4 separate regions of the Homo sapiens genome follow, and regions 1, 2 and 4 are each linked to region 3. Evidence: read pairs that join two places in POLR2A ChIA-PET (ENCODE). Cell type or tissue: HepG2. All regions are shown on one strand.

Region 1 (4,000 bases), 330 kb after region 3:
TTTTCATTAAAATTTAATGAAAGATTAAAGCATAACATTTTCTAAAGATTAAGAATGTTAAATGCAACATATGACACTACAAAAAATTCACTTTCATTCACACAGTCAGCCTCTGCTGACCTTAGGCTAGACTTAAAAAAAAAAAAAAAAAAAAGAAGGAACCCACCTAAATGAAAAAGCAATATAATCCAGACAGGAATTGAAACTGCTCTCAAGTAGCGTTCAGTGCTTGCATTCCACTTGAATGAAACAGTCAACACATAGCCAACCACCAACGTCCAGATCTTAAATAAATGAAAGACACAGCTGTAAAATCTATACACGTGAAAATGAACATACAATTATACAAAATCTGTAAGTGTCTATACAGCAGGAATGCTCTGGACATAGCACAGAAAAGATGAAGGTTGATGGTGTCAAAGAAACGTACCTAGGTTCTCCTCGTTTGGAGAACCTAAGTTTTGAAATACTAGGCATTTGAAATCTCATGTAGTAATATTAAATAGTTGTTTAACAAAAGATACATAGTTCAAAACCCATCTTATACACAAAAATGCTTGAGATAAAATATTCAAAGCATAAACCATGGATTTAAATTAAGAATCTAATCTTATGGAATTCCTACAGTTTTCTCTGTTGATCAATGTTTAGAAAAGAAACGGAAAGAAAAGAAAAAAACAAGAAAAGGAAAGCTTTCCAAAAAGAATCAGGTTAAAAGATTCTATTTCAGCTTATAAAATATGCTTGTTACTGGGGAAATAACTCTGTAAAAGTAAGAAAGCAGCCAGCTGAAGTGTGACCCTGCTGAAATAATCTAGGCAACAAATGATTAGAACCTAATCCAGAGTTATGATGCACCAGCTGAAGAAGTGTGCCTGAAAAAAATATTATTAGAGGAACAAACAGCAGGACTTCAGAACAGAAGAATCAGCCAGGATACCCTCTTCAGTTCTTCCTACACTAAAGTTAAATGACCCTAGAGCTTAAGACGCATCAAAAGAAACCAGCGTAGCCTACACAGAAACTCATATTTTAATAGAACATTTATAAAACACAGAGGGAATACATAATCCAGAACACATCTGAGCACAAAGACCTTAATTAACATAAGACCAAGAAGCTAAAAGTCAAGTATGACATGAACCTTGCCAAAAAAAAAAGCAAATTAAGACAAAAAGAAACTTCGAGCTATATAATTCAGAGCATGAAGAAAAAAGAACTGATGGGATTACTAAAAAAGACAGAAAAAAACTATCTCCTACGTTATTTTGGTCAAATCTATCAATACAAATAATCTTCGCATCTTAAAAATGTTTATAGCTTCTAACCTCAGAATTCAACTTTCAGACTTTATCCTTACTAAATAATGATAAATTTTGAAAAAGTTTTAAATATAAAGAAGCTCATCAGAGTATGATTCAGAACAGTGAAAAAAGTGATTACCTAAAAGGTCAACAACTGGGAAATGATTACGATTCACTCAATAAAATGTTATGCAACCATTAAAATCACTTCTTAAAAACAAAGACTATATAGTTTAAAAACTCACAATATCATATTAAGTTAGAAGTAAAATACAAAAAATACTTGTGCTGTGATTACATCTACTATATGGTGGGAGGAAAAGAAAATGTACTAAGAAGTTAGTGGCTGTATTTGGGTGGTAAAATTTTGTTTTTCCTTTCACTTTTTTCTGTATTTTCCAGACTGCCTTTAATAAGCACTAATTCTTTTATAATAAAAAGGACATTAAAATATTTCTTCAAGTAACTCTATCAGATGAAATATTAAAGAGCTTTGAAGCTCAAAAATATGAGGACATGGGAAGTGAGACTACAGCTGCTTCAAAAAGTCCAGTCTTGCTGGACCAGACCAATTAACCCTGGGAATTCAAAGAATTTGAGATCTGATTGCAGAGCATAGAAAAAAATCTGAGTACAATAATAGTACACTTATATAACACTCCTATGTGCCAGGCCCTATTCTAATGCTTTATGTATACTAACTCATTTGATCCTCATAACCCCACAAAATAATATTATTATGATCCTCATTTTACACATGAAAGAAACCCAGATTTCAGAGAAGTGACTTGCCCAAGGCCACAGCCAATAAATGACAGAGGCAGGATTAGAACCCAGGAATCTGGCTCCAGAGTGCACTTTTCTAATCTTAAGGAGAAAGAAGCATGGTGCTAGAATACTAAAGATAAGCAAAAGCTGCTCAGATTTTCACAAGGGAAAATAAAAACAGTCAATTTAGACAACTACAACTTGTTGAAATTAAAAAAAAATCCACAGTAAATGGATAGTCTTCAGAGGTACGTCAGTTAGCCCCACCCTATTAAACATTACGTCAGTCACTTAGATGAAAGACTAGAGGCACAATAACAGAAAAAACTGATTTTACACAAATCAGTTATACAAAACTGAGTTGTCAATAAATATTGAGATAATCTATCATGATTCAAAAAGATATCCTGAAGCCAGAACAATGGGCTAATCCAAACAAGATTAAACTATATGAAAAGAAATGCAAAGTTCTGCTTCGAGATTCAAAACTCAACTGTACAAGTATGGAATGGAAAGAGAACATCTGAACCACTTTTCAGTTCAGTATGAGTCAGCCTATGACTAGTAGAAGCACTTATTTCTAAAAGTACAATACTCGTATCAGGGAAAGTGATTGTTTCAATTAATTTTGCGCTACCAAACCACACAACAAAATTCAGCCTGGGAAAGGAAATAGAAATCACAACATGATAATATAAATGTAGCTAGGGGAAAAAGAAAAAAAAAGTTTTGCTCAGAAAAGAGAAGGAAATATCAAGATTTTGTAGCTATCTTCAAATAATTTTTAAAATGTCATCTGGGAGAGGCATAAGACTTGATTTTCTGTGGTTCTGAGAGCAGAAATACGTGGGAATTAGGAAATAACACAGCTCAGTAAAAGGACAGGTTTTTCCAATAAACTATAGCTATCTACAAATGGAATAATCATTACTAAAAGTGTTTGAGCAAACGTTGAACAGAGATGACAAAGTAAGTACTACCCTTAGTAAGAAGCTGAACTGGAGGTCACAATTTATACAGTACCTCCAAGAAGTTTTTGTTTCTTATCTGTATGCATAAGGAATTAGTATCATTTGCAAGGAGAGAAAAAATAAGAGACTGCATACTTCAGATTTTTTAAGAGAAATTTATTGTCTAACAAGAAGCATGTATTTTCATCTATCAACCTGAAACTCACAGATTACCTCATTCCAGTTTAAAATAACCATTTTAAAATATACTCCCCAATTCTACTTTTAGGAGTGTTTTACAGAAGCACACTGTGCAGACACATATAAAAATATTCACTTGCCATTTACAATATAAAAAATTGAGAACTTAAATATCATTTTATAGTGAACTGTTTAAATAATGCTATCTCCAAAAATTGAGTAATTAGTCAGACTTTCAACAGTATGATGAACATCAATATACAGTGCTACAGTGTCAATTTATTCGTGTGTAAATTTATAATGGTGAAAATATACTCAACAAAAAATGTTTTAAAATATTATCTCTAGATGGCAGATTTCAAGGAGTAATCTGCTTCTTTATGTTTTATTACAGGTGCTCAATTTTCTACTAAGGTTATGTAGTATCTTTATAAACAGAAAAAGAAGTATTTTTAACCTTTAGGAAATTCTTTTGGCTTCTGGATTTTTTCCAGTATTTTGAAGTGTTTCCTCAGAAAAGATTCGCAGAAGTAATATTAGTTCAAGAGGTAAGGCCATTTATAAAAACACTTTAGAGTTTATATTAAGCCCATTATGATTATACAATTACCAATGGTTAAAAATGTTTATCAAAGTATTCTAATACAAATTCAGAGCTAAGAAAATCTGTTGAAAACATTTTCTAAAAGGCATGGTGGGGGAGGGGGAGAAAAAAGATTTATACTGTAGCAGTATTAAAAAGAAAAAAGTGGCCAGGGCAGTGGCTCACACCTGTAA
Region 2 (4,000 bases), 62 kb after region 3:
GCATAGTTAGTGCTAGGCCACAGGCACATTCATATTCAGCTCAAGGGAAGAAGGAAGAGAGCTGCTCCGGGACAAGGAGCTTCTTTACATTGAAGATGACTCAGAAGTTGCATTTAGCACTTCCATGCGTCCCTCACTGGCCTGAACTTAGTCACATGGCCACACTTAGCCGCAAGGGAGACTGGTAATGCAGCCTCCAACTGGGCAGCCATACGCCCAGCTAAAATTTCATTACTGTTGAAGAAGGGGAACGTTTTCCTAGACAACTATCAGTCTCTGCCATGCTCTTCGTCCTGCTTCACGTTCTCCTTCTTGTTCTAGCTGTGAGCCTTTGCCATTCACTAATTTGGGCCTTAGCTGGGGGAAGCCTCCTCAGTGTCATCAGACCTCCTGGTGAGGTGCAATTAGCCATTCAAGCTTCTTGACACTGAAAGAAAAGCTGGGCCCCACAGCTGGTCCTCCAAGATGGTATCAGTTATACCAGTGAAGGAGAAGAAACTCCTGGATGTCAAACTAGGGGAGCTGCCAAGCTGGATACTGATGCAAGATTTCACCCCTAGTGGCATTGCTGGAGCATTTCAAAGAGGTTTCTACTGGTACTACAACAAGTACATCGACGTGAAGAAAGGGTGTCTCAGGGGGTTCCACGGTACTGGCAGCTTACATGCTCTTCAGCTACTGCCTTTCCTACAAGGAGCTCAAGCATGAGCAGCTATGCAAGTACCACTGAAGAGGGGCCTGCACGGACAGCACGCTCTGTCGCCCTGACCACGACCTCCTTTGCCCACACCTGTCCTTGAGGAACGCGATCCTTGCTGAATCTTTTTATATCCTAATGGGAATTAACCTCCACATAAAAGACGACTGGTTAAAAAAGAAAGGAAAAGCTGGGGCCCAAAGAGGGATCCCTGGGAGCTCGGACCAGGGCCAGAGCTCTTCTCAGAGCACAAATCTGGCTGTTTTCTAAAAAGACAGTTTTGATACGTGGAGCCTTTTTCCACAATATTGTAAGAGATGCTGGCTTGGCTGTGACTGGAGGTGACTCACACCTGCTCTTTGTAGAGAGCATAACACTGTTCCTGCAAAAGGAAAGCTCATGCCAGGTCACTGGTACCCGCAGACAAGTCTGTTCCTCTTTAAGAGATTCTTAAAGGATTAAAGAGCACGCAGTGCAAAGGCTTTGGATGTGCTGAGTTGCACGTAGCTGAACTAGAGGCTTCAATAATGTGGACAGAGTGCAAGACCAGAAATTGGAAAATGTTACAGTGGTCTCAGCTCCTCCATTTGTCAGCTATGTGTCCTTGGTCAAGCCACTTCCCAACCATGGGCTTCTGTTTTCTCAATTAAAAAATGTTGACTAAATTGGGTTTATTACTAATCTTTGCGCTTCTACAGATTATTTCTGAAACTCTTATCATGTTCCAATTTCTGCTTGTCCACTGTGATATAATAAAAAATAAATAAACCTCTGGCCTTTGTCCCTGGCTCCTGGTGTACAGCTCCTAAACCCTTAGAATCTTTGGGGTGATGAGAGTTTCTTTTGTATGCTAATGAAAGACTGCTGGTGGGGTCCCCTAGGTAGCTTCAGGATGGGGGCTGGTTGCCAGAAAGACCAAGGATGATCGGAGGTTTGGAAATTCCAGCCTCCCTCTCTACCCTCAGACCTCGAGGGAGAGGAAAGGAGCTAGAGATTGAGCTAATCACCAACAACCATTGATTTAATCAATCATGCTTAAGTGACAAGGCATCCATAAAAACCCTGAAGTGATGGGGTTTGGAGAGCTGGAGGTGGTGACCACACAGAGGCGCTGGAAGGGTGGTACACTCCAATAGGGCACAGAAGCTCCACACCCCTTCCCTATACCTCGCCCTGTGTTCTACCTCTCTCCCATTTGGCTGTTCTTGAGTCATATCCTGTATAATAAGCCAGTAATAGTAAAGCACCTTCCTGATTTTATGAGTCATTATAGCAAATTATCAAACCTGAAGAAGGGGTCACAGGAACCCCCAATTTATAAGCGGTTGGTCAGAAGTGCAGGTGGAAACCTGGGACCTGTAACTACCCTCTGAAGTTGGGTGAGGAGAGCGCAATCACCTGGTGACCACTGAAGAGGCCCCAGAGACAAAAACTCCTCAACTGAGGAATTTAGAAGGAAACGAAGACCACCTGGTGACTATCAGGCAGGCCATCCAGAGGCAAAACTCCGTATCTGGGGAAATGAGAAGTAATTAGACTTCCCTATTATCTAAAGCAGGCACTGGTACCAGGTCTTTCCCCGCCAAAATTTATAAGTAACTAGAATTCCTATACATCTCCGGAATGCTATGCCGAAACTCATTGTGCAACCCTTGCTGACATCAGGGCACAAAAATGTCTACATATGTAAGCATTTATCATGACCTATGTGGCTAACATGGTCCAAATTATCCTTAAGCTCCCACTTTAAGGTCCATAAATGCTCCTAAGGAAAAAATCCACTGTGGCACGCTCAGTCCTCTCACTGAGGCACCAAGTTGCACTCATCTTTTTATGAATTTTATTATTATTTATTTTTGAGATGGAGTCTTGCTCTGTGGCCTAGGCTAGAGTGCAGTGGCACGATCTCAGCTCACTGCAACCTCTGCCTCCTGGGTTCAAGCAATTCTCGTGCCTCAGCCTCCCAAGTTGCTGAGAATTACAGGCGCCCACCACCACACCCAGCTAATTTTTATATTTTTAATAGAGTCGGGGTTTCGCCACACTGGCCAGACTGGTCTCAAACTCCTGACCTCATGTGATCCACCCACCCTGGCCTCCCAAAGTGCTGGGATTACAGGTGTGAGCCACCATGACTGGCCTCCATTGCAGTCTTCTGCGGAGTTTTTTCTAACAGACTTTACTTTTCAAACCTATACTATTGTCAGTAATTCTTCTTACCAACCCACAAGTCCACCACTTCTCAATGCCGGGGCTCTGACGCCTCGCCCAGCATGGGTGACAGTTTTATAGGACTGAGCCCTTCACCTGTGGGGTCTGTGCCAACTCTAAGTACTTAATGTTTGGATTGAATTGAATTGCAGGACACCCAGTTGACGTCTAAAGAGTTGTTAAATTAGTTGGTGTGAAAAATTAAGGGAAATCCCACACATTTGGTGTCAGACATGTTGTGATTAAAAAACGTTCATGTCCATGGCCTCTTCTTATCTCTTTTCAGAACAGTACAGCAGTAACTATACGGAATAGACAGTTTTTCCCTTCTCTCCTCACTGTTTCTCCTGTGTCCATTACCAAATGTGGAAAATCCAAGGACTCCCAAGTGACTCTCCCTTTGTACTTCCTGGGGACCAGGATCCTGGGCTAGTACTTTGGGCCAGGCTCAGCAGGTGTCTAAGGGATTTTAACACAGCGTTGACAAATGGTTCCCACAATCCAAGTTTATGGAGAGACTGAAGTAGACATCAGGCACTGACAGAAATGAAAACTGTGTACAACTGATCATTAGGGATATGAAAATCAAAACCATAATGAGATTCCATCTCACACCAGTGAAAACAACTATTACTAAAAAGTCAAAAAATACAGATGCTGGTGAGGTTGTAAGAAAAGAGAACACTTATACACTGTTAATGGGAGTATAAATTAGTTCAACCATTGTGAAAAGTAGTATGGCAATTCCTCAAAGAGCTAAAAGCAGAACTACCATTTGGCCTAACAATCCCATTACTGGGTATACACCTAGAGAAATATAAATCATTCTACCATAAAGATACATGCACGTGAATGTTCATTGCAGCACTAGTCACAATAGCAAAGGCATGGAACCAACGTAAATGCCCATCAATGACAGATTGGACAAAGAAAATGTGGTACATATACACCTTGGAATACTATGCAGCCATAAAAAAGAATGAGATCATTCCTTTTACAGGCACGTGGATGGAGCTGGAGGCCATCAGCCTTAGCAAACTAACACAGGAACAGAAAGCCAAATACCACATGTTCTCCTAAGTGGGAGCTAAA
Region 3 (4,000 bases):
GGGCTCACACCTGTAATCCCAACACTTTGGGAGGCCGAGGCGGGCAGATCACCTGAGGTCAGGAGTTTGAGACCAGCCTGGCCGATATGGTGAAACTCCGCCCCTACTAAAAATACAAAAAATTAGCCGGGCATGTTGGCACGTGCCTGTAGTCCCAGCTACTCAGCAGGCTGAGACAGGAGAATCGCTTGAACCTTGGAGGCGGAGGTTTCAGTGAGCCAAGATCACGCCACTGCACTCCAGTCTGGGCAACAAGAGCAAAACTCCATATGAAAAAAAAAAAAAGGCAGTGAGTCACCAATGGCCAGCCAGCATCCATGGGGAGAATTAGATTCCACCTTCTGATGGGTGGAGTGACAAAGAAACTGAGAACCTGTTTTAAAGCCACGTTTGGTACTACTATAAAACTCTCCCACTGGAGTTCTTTCCTGAAGCCACAATTCTAACCCAAGAGATGTGCATTCTTCTCCTCTGCCCATGCCCATCTGTAAGCTTCCTGGACAGATTCAACAGAGGGCTCCATAGATGGGCCTTTCTTGGAATTAACCGTGGTTCTTGAATCCAAAGCCACAAAACAGGATGGATCCTACCTTAGGGATACAAGCTTCTCCCTTTCTTGTCCCAGGCTAAGCCCACCACCCCAGGAATCCCCCGTGGTTTTAGTTCCTACTGCTCCAGGAACTTCCAATCCTATCAAGTTGGGTTCATGGGCCCCACTGCTAGAGCAGCCATGACTGAGCCTGAAGCACAAGCTCCTGGTCCCCACTTGCTGAGCCGCCCCTGCACCCAGGCAGATCTTCCTAAGGCCCCAAGCCTCACTGCTCCCATGGTCCAAGGAGACTCTGAAGCCAGAAGAGCCATCTCCTGTAAGCTCTTCTCTCTTCCCCACTAGATGACCTGGAAGGCTGGTTGAGCCACGTCTGACCCTCTTAGACCAGCTCTACAATATGCGGTCCCTCCCTCTAGAGCCTTCCTACTCTAGCCAGTGATTCCCCCGCAAGAACCTCTGTATCCTTTCTTCTCTGTATCCTCATTTCTCCCCACAACCAGGCAGATGGACTAAGAAACTCCTGTAACTCAGAGTGGTGTCCGAGGGAAAAACTCCTCGGATTTTAAATAGTCTTAGACTAGCTAGAACTCCGCACCACTCTCTCCCCAAATATTTCAGGCATTGTGGGGCCAGAACCCTAGGGGTGGGTTTTTAAGGCAGCAGACTGGGGAAGGAGAGAGGATGAATGAGCAGGTCTTGCGGAGCAATGAAAGAATGGGTAGCTGGCTGAAATAAGGAGGGGAAATCGATGGGAAAGTCAGGGGACACGGGGCTGAGGGGAAGAGGAGTAAGGAATGCTTTACAGAGAAGCTGAAATGGGATTTGCAGCCCGAAGGATGAGAAGGAACTATTAATATTACATCAGCGTAACTGCCCTTCATAATCACTGTTTGTTTGTGATCCTCCAAGTCTGCTTTGAACTACGCAAACAGTCTTTGCTGTAGCTCATTTTAAGGCCTGTCCAACCCCAGAGAGGTTAATTATGAAATCCATATTAGCAATACAACTGGGGATTCAAACTTGTAAATTCATTGGCCATAGAAAATCTATCATGTTCAAAAACAAAAAGCATTTTCTTTTCTCCGAGAAGTTGACATCAGGAAACAACTCTTCCTTTAATGTTCTTGAAAAAGACCCATTCCCCCCACACTATACCTTCTTTATAATTCCGTTATAAAAGAAGTTTCACCCATAGGTCTCTGATTTTTTTTAATAAAACTTCAGAGTATTATTTTTGGATGGTTATATTTTGGATAAACTCCTTCATCCTGGAGCCTGGTGAAGCTTTTTGCTTTAAACCTCGAAATCTTTTTTTTTTTTTTTTTTTCCCCAGTTTCAAGAGTTTAAGCCTTCATGGTTTGGATTTCACTCCAAGTTCAAACTGCTTGGAGGTCCAGTGGGATCACAACTTGGCAGAATACATTCTGGTTCTTAAAATTAAGCAACTGTTACCAACATCTGAGCTTCCACACTGAGCTATTGAAAGGGCATTTTCATATCACAAGTGGAGGCTTCCTGCTGGGCCATGGGTGGAGCAGAGCTGGAATAAGGGGAGGCAGACCCAGCTGAAACCCTTCTCAGCCCCACACAGCCCTCCCCCACCTCCCAGATTTGCTGGGCCTGTCATTTGAGGCTAAGTCATATAGACAAATTCAAAGTTCACTCTGGGACATGAGCAAGGGAAGACAACAAAACACACATTCTTCTCTCTGAAATCTTTTCCCAGGCTCTGGGATATTGCCTGGCACTCTGTAGGCACCCAATAACGTTTGTTAAATGCTTGAAAGAAACAAACTATGGGGTAGGGGGAGATAAAAGAGAGAGAAAGAAGGAGGGAAGAAGAAAAAAGAAAAAAATGGGAGGAAGGAAAGATTCTGAAGTTATTTTAAATAAATGCTCATTTATATATTTATATATGCTGCCTTACAGTAAATTAACAATAAATAAAATTGAGTGCTTACTATGTGACCAGAACTGTGCTAAACTGCATTATACACATTATTTCAAATCTCATGATGACACCATGAAGCAAGAAGCATTATTAACCCCATTTAAAGGTAAGGAAACTGTGGTTAAAGAGATCAAGTCACTTTGCCCATAGTGCCAAAAATAAGTGTGGGGCCAGGATCTGAATGCAGGTCTATCTGATGAGAGTCTGATCTCTTTCTTTCCCTTGACAATTTATCCTCAGGGATCCTGCACACTTTATGTCTCTTCATTTTTTTAAGGGTGAAAACCAATGCAGGTGAGAAATAAAATCCTAACCCTCCCAACCAACTGAATGGACCCCCCTTTTGGCCAAGGAGACCACAAAGAAACTTACAAACTGAGCTCTTGGCCATGACAGGGTGGGAGAGGAGGTCAGACAGGCCTTGCTGTGCCCCCTCCCTCACTAAACACCATTAGACTTTCTTTCCCAGAGTTCAGCTGAAACCAGCCCTTTCAAAAGATTTGCTCCACTGCTGATTTCCACCAACCACCTGATGCTGTGGCTGGACTCCTCGCCATTTTTGTGGTTTTGGCACAGCAACTGACCAGCATTCCTTCCTGATAAGAGACCACTGACCACAGACTGATTCTGGCCAGTCCATGGAGGCTGCACACAGGGACACTTCTGTGTCCTCCGTTTTCCCTTTTGACTTATGGAGCCTAAATTCACTGCATTTAAATGTTAAGTCTCCAACCCAAAGTGAACATGGGACATATGTAACATGCATGTTTGCTTACTATGCATGCACACCCCTTCATGAATATTCACAGTTCTTCCTATAACCTGTTGAATATGTATACTTAGCCAACCTGTTCAGTGTAAATTCCTGTCTTAGCCTTCCTCCTTCCAAGTGCTTGCTTTTGTTTTTTGCTGGAGGCTATGCTTCCCAGCCTGCAGGTGGCGAGCCTGCAGCTGCAACCTTTTATAAGAAATTAAGCTCTCCTTTCCCGATGTATAGATCTCATGACTTTAAGTCAACACAGGTCATGGGCACACAGGTGTAAGCTTTAGCATTAAGCAATCACATGGCTCATAGAGTTCAGCCACCAGAACCCAGGGGTTGCCATTCATAGGTTAGGTAGGCTGAGGCAGAGGCAGGCTGCTCTTTCATGTCAGAAGTGAGGGAATAGCACCCTAAGTAGAAGAGACAGTATTGCAGGTGTTAAGGCAGGAAAGAACATTCCAGAAACTGAAAGGCTCATTATGGTTCCATTGACAGTAATGAGATCAGAAGGAGTCAAGAGACACCATGATAAAGATTTTATCCTGAATGCATCAGGAGGCCCCCGAGGGGTTTTAAGCAGATGAGGGATATGGCACCATTTATGTTTTTAAAAGAATATTCTAGCTACGGTGTGAACATGGACCGGAGCCACTAGGAGGGAACGTGTGCAGATGCCCAGGGAAAACCCCTTGACCAATCACTCAACGAGCCTTCTGACTTAGGCTTGGTGCCAGGG
Region 4 (4,000 bases), 110 kb after region 3:
AAAGGAGAAATAGACAAATACTGGGAGACTTCAACACTTTCCCAGTCATTGATAGAGCAAGTAGTGAGGAAATCAATAAGGATATAAAAAGCTAGAACAGCATGATCAACCTAATCTAACTGACATTTATAGAACACTCCATCCAATAATAGTAGCTTTCATATTATTTTCAAATACACACACAACATTCTGTAAAACAGACCATATTATAAATTAAAATAAATTATAAATTTAAATTAATAAAATGTATGTTCTCTAATCACAACAAAATTAAAGTAGAAATTAATAACAAAAAGATGGCTGGCAAATCTCCAATATCTGCAAGTTAAACATACTTCTAAATAAGCCAAGGTTCAATAAAGAAATCACAAGGGAAATTAGGAAATGAAAACAAAACATTTCAAAATTTGTATAACATAACTAAAACGGTGCTTGAGGAAAATTATGGCATTATATGCTTAAACTATAAAGTAAGGAATCATCTCAAATCAATAGCTTTAAGCCATCACCTTGGTCAGGCACAGTGGCTTACACATGGAATCCCAGCACTTTGGGAGGCAGAGGTGGAGGGATCACTTGAGGCCAGGAGTTTCAGACCAGCGTGGGCAACTAGTAACACCCCATCTCTACAAAAAAAATTAAAAATTAGCCAGGCATGGTGGCATGCACCTGTAATCCCAACTACTCTGGAGGCTGAGGGGGGAGGACAGCTTGAATGTAGGAGTTTGAGACTGCAGTGAACCATGATCGTGCCACTGCACTCCAGCCTGAGCAAGAGTGGGACCCTGTTTCTTTAAAAAAACAACAACAACAAAAGAAAAAAATAAGAAAAAAATAAAAGTAAGCCATCACCTTAAGAAACTAGAAAAATAAAGAGCAAATAAAATAATAAAATAATAAAAAAAGAATGATATAGAATACAGAAAAATCATAGAGAAAAACAATGAAACAGTTCATTCTTTAATAAGATCAATAAAATTGATAAACCTCTGGCCAGAATAATCAGAAAAAAGAAGACACATCAATATCTAGAATGAAAGACAGGACATCACCATAGACCCTACGGACAGTAAAATAAGAGAATACTATAAACACTTCATACCAATAAATCTGACAATTTAGATGAAATGAACAAATTACTTGAAAGACATAAACTACCAATGCTCATTCCAGAAGACACAGATAAACTTGAATAGGCTAATGTCTACTAAAGTAACTGAACTAATAGTGGAAAAGCTTTCATTAAAGAAAACTCCTGGCCGAGATGGCCTTACTGGTATATTCTACTAAACATTTAAAGAAAAAAATATCTCCCAAGAGCTGGGAGAAAGAGCTGAGCTGTCAGGTGTTGGAGTAGCTGATCAAAGCAACAAGTCAAAAATGAATTAAGCCTTCAGGCATTGCATTGGTATAAGCAAGAGGCTAAAACCAGGGAAAGCACCAACTCTCTCTGTTCCATTTTTTCCCAAGGAACAACTCACTAGTCAAGAGTCAGCTGGATCCACACAGACATGAGGGTTGGTTCACTGTTGAAGGAGCTTGGAAAAAAAGGCTTTAGCAGTTTGATGGATCTTGGGGGTATGGGTGCAAAGGAAGGGGGCTAAGGGTGGAAAAGTACTGGGTAGTGAGTCACAGTGGAAAAAAATGTCAAGGTTTTTCCACTCCTTCTTGCATAAACAGGCCTTGGCAGAGGTGCCTGAAGAAGACCTTGGCCCATGGCCTCAGATAGAGAGACCTAAGAATGAAAGTGCCAGGACTCTCAATGCAAATACTGTTACAAGAGCATGACTAACAGGGGGCCCTGAGTCCTTGACTGCAACTCCCTTTAGAAACTGTAATGCATTGGCAGTACGCCAAGTCTGGTGTAGGGAGGGCAGCTTTTCCCCATGTGGCCTCCTAGGTAAAGTCTGTAATTGTTTATGGTCAGGTCTGAAACATCACACATAGGTTTTTAACCATAAGCTAGACTCTCATACCAATTCTACATGAAATCCTCCAGAAAACAGAAGTGTAAAGGACACCACCCCTCATTTTTGTCACCCCTCAATGACAGCAGCATTATCCTGATACCCAAAACATGGCAAAGACACGAAAAAACTACAATATCCCTCATGAACACAAACACAAAAATCCTCAAGAAAATTTTAGTAGATCTAATCTGCCACAAGAGAAAAAGGGTAATAAATCTATAATACCAAGTGGGGTTGAACCCAGAGATGCAAGGTTGGTTTAACAGTAGAAAATCAATCACCTAGTCCCCCATATCACTCGTCTAAAAACAAAACCCTTCATAGTTGAAAATGCATTTGACAAAATTTAACACCCATTCATGATACAAACTCTCAGAACAAGGAACAGAAGGGAATTTCCTCAAACCAAGAGGGCAGGAATTGGCAAATTTTTCCTGTAAAAGATTAGACAGTAAATATAGGCCTTATGGGCCAAACTATCTGTGTCACAACTCTAACTCTGCTGCTGTAGTGTTAAAGCAGCCATACACAAGATGTAAACTAATGAGCATGGCTATGCTCCAATAAAGCTTTATTTACAAAAACAGGTGGCATGCTGGATTTGTCACAGGTTGTAGTTTGCCAACTCTGCAATAGAGAGCATTAAAAAAAAAAAAAAAAGCAAATATCAGGCCAGGCACGGAGGCTCATGCCTGTAATCCCAGCACTTTGGGAGGCTGAGACAGGCGAATTGCTTGAATCCAACAGTTCAAGACCAGCCTGGGCAACATGGCAAAACCCCATCCCTACAAAAAATACAAAAATTAGCCAGGCATGGTGGCATGTTCCTGCAGTCCCAGCTACTCAGGAGGCTGAGGTGGGAGGATCGCTTGAGCCTAGGAGGTCAAGGTTGTAGTGAGCTGAGATCACACCACTGCACTCCAGCCTGGGTGACAGAGCAAGACTCTGTCTCAAAAATAAAATAATATAGAATAAAATTTTAAAAAAGCAAACATGACACTTAATGCTAAAAGACAAGTGAATTTTCTCCAATATCAGGAAAAAGGCAAGGATGTTCACTCTTAACACTTCTATTCAACACCACACTGGAAGCCCTAGAAAATGCAATACAGATAGAAAAAAGTATTGATTGTAAGAAAGACATAAAACTATATTTATAGAAACCATGTTTGTTGATGTAGAAAATCCTAGAGAATACACCCAAGAGCTTCTAGAACTAATAAATGAGTTTAGCAAGGTTGCAGGATACAAGGTCAATTATACAGCCTCCCTGCAAAACACTTCAGCTATATTTCTATATACTAGTAATAAAACATTAGAAAATGAAATTAAAAACTAGTCAAGCCTTGAGATGACTCTAGCCCTGGCCAATACCTTAATTGCAGCCTTGTAAAGGACCCTGAGCCAGAGGCCCCAGCTAAGCCCAGCCAAGATTCTTGGCCCATTGAAAAAGTGGGATAATAGGGTCTGTTGTTTTAAGCTGCCAGCTTTTAAGGTAAGTTGTTACGTAGCAATAGATAATACATCTAGTGTCACAGTAATACACCCAGTGTTGGTGAGTATAGGAGTCACTGAAGCACTCTCACATATCACTGAGGGGAATGCAAAATGATACGGCCACTGCAGATTAGTTCTGCAGCTTCCTAAAAAGTTAAACATCCACTTACCACGGGATGTGGCATTCCTACTCCTGTCCCCATAAAGACCTGCACTAGAATGTTCATGGCTGCGTTATTCATAATAACCCCAAACTGAAAACAATCCAAATGTACATCAACTGGTAAATCAACAAATTCTGACATATACATATAATGGGATACTATTCAGCAATACAAAGGAATAAACTACAACATGGATGCATCTCCAATGCACTATGTGAGTGAAAGGAGCCAGATTAAAAAGACTACATACCATATGGTTCTGTTTATATGAAATTCTAGATAATGTGAAACTTTACTGACTGATCAGTTTGCCAAAGGCTGGCAGTGGAGGGAGAAGGCTGACTGCAAAAGGGGAAGTAGGGAACTTTT

What was found. ChIA-PET counts read pairs that join two places held together with the same protein. Peaks named below come from ENCODE experiments on the same cell type or tissue, not always from the same donor. Only the 100,000 strongest peaks of a DNase experiment are listed, where the experiment ranks them.
Region 1: POLR2A ChIA-PET joins it to region 3 with 5 read pairs; 2 of 35 experiments call an interaction of 5 or more read pairs at or near these places.
Region 2: POLR2A ChIA-PET joins it to region 3 with 6 read pairs; 4 of 35 experiments call an interaction of 5 or more read pairs at or near these places.
Region 4: POLR2A ChIA-PET joins it to region 3 with 5 read pairs; 3 of 35 experiments call an interaction of 5 or more read pairs at or near these places.

What each region holds. Positions count from the first base shown.
Region 1 is chr9:109,108,287-109,112,286 of GRCh38, forward strand. It overlaps TMEM245 (transmembrane protein 245), which reads right to left. Exons shown (of 18, transcript NM_032012.4): 2 at 167-284. Among named protein-coding and RNA genes, the nearest start is that of TMEM245, 9.7 kb to the right of the region's middle. In HepG2, no CTCF peak of the experiment used is centred here; a DNase peak (open chromatin) is centred at 1,905.
Region 2 is chr9:108,835,868-108,839,867 of GRCh38, forward strand. It overlaps the pseudogene LOC100288416. Among named protein-coding and RNA genes, the nearest start is that of ACTL7B, 18 kb to the right of the region's middle. In HepG2, no CTCF peak of the experiment used is centred here; a DNase peak (open chromatin) is centred at 2,344.
Region 3 is chr9:108,773,993-108,777,992 of GRCh38, forward strand. No RefSeq gene overlaps it. Among named protein-coding and RNA genes, the nearest start is that of ACTL7B, 80 kb to the right of the region's middle. RefSeq lists an enhancer at 2,133-2,277, a cis regulatory region at 2,199-2,212 and a silencer at 2,857-3,151. In HepG2, a CTCF peak has its summit at 3,453 (motif pointing right); DNase peaks (open chromatin) are centred at 2,189, 3,079 and 3,479; H3K4me3 peaks cover 424 bases.
Region 4 is chr9:108,884,287-108,888,286 of GRCh38, forward strand. All of the region lies in intron 29 of ELP1 (elongator acetyltransferase complex subunit 1), which reads right to left. Among named protein-coding and RNA genes, the nearest start is that of ACTL7A, 24 kb to the left of the region's middle. In HepG2, no CTCF peak of the experiment used is centred here; DNase peaks (open chromatin) are centred at 595 and 1,775; H3K4me3 peaks cover 1,527 bases.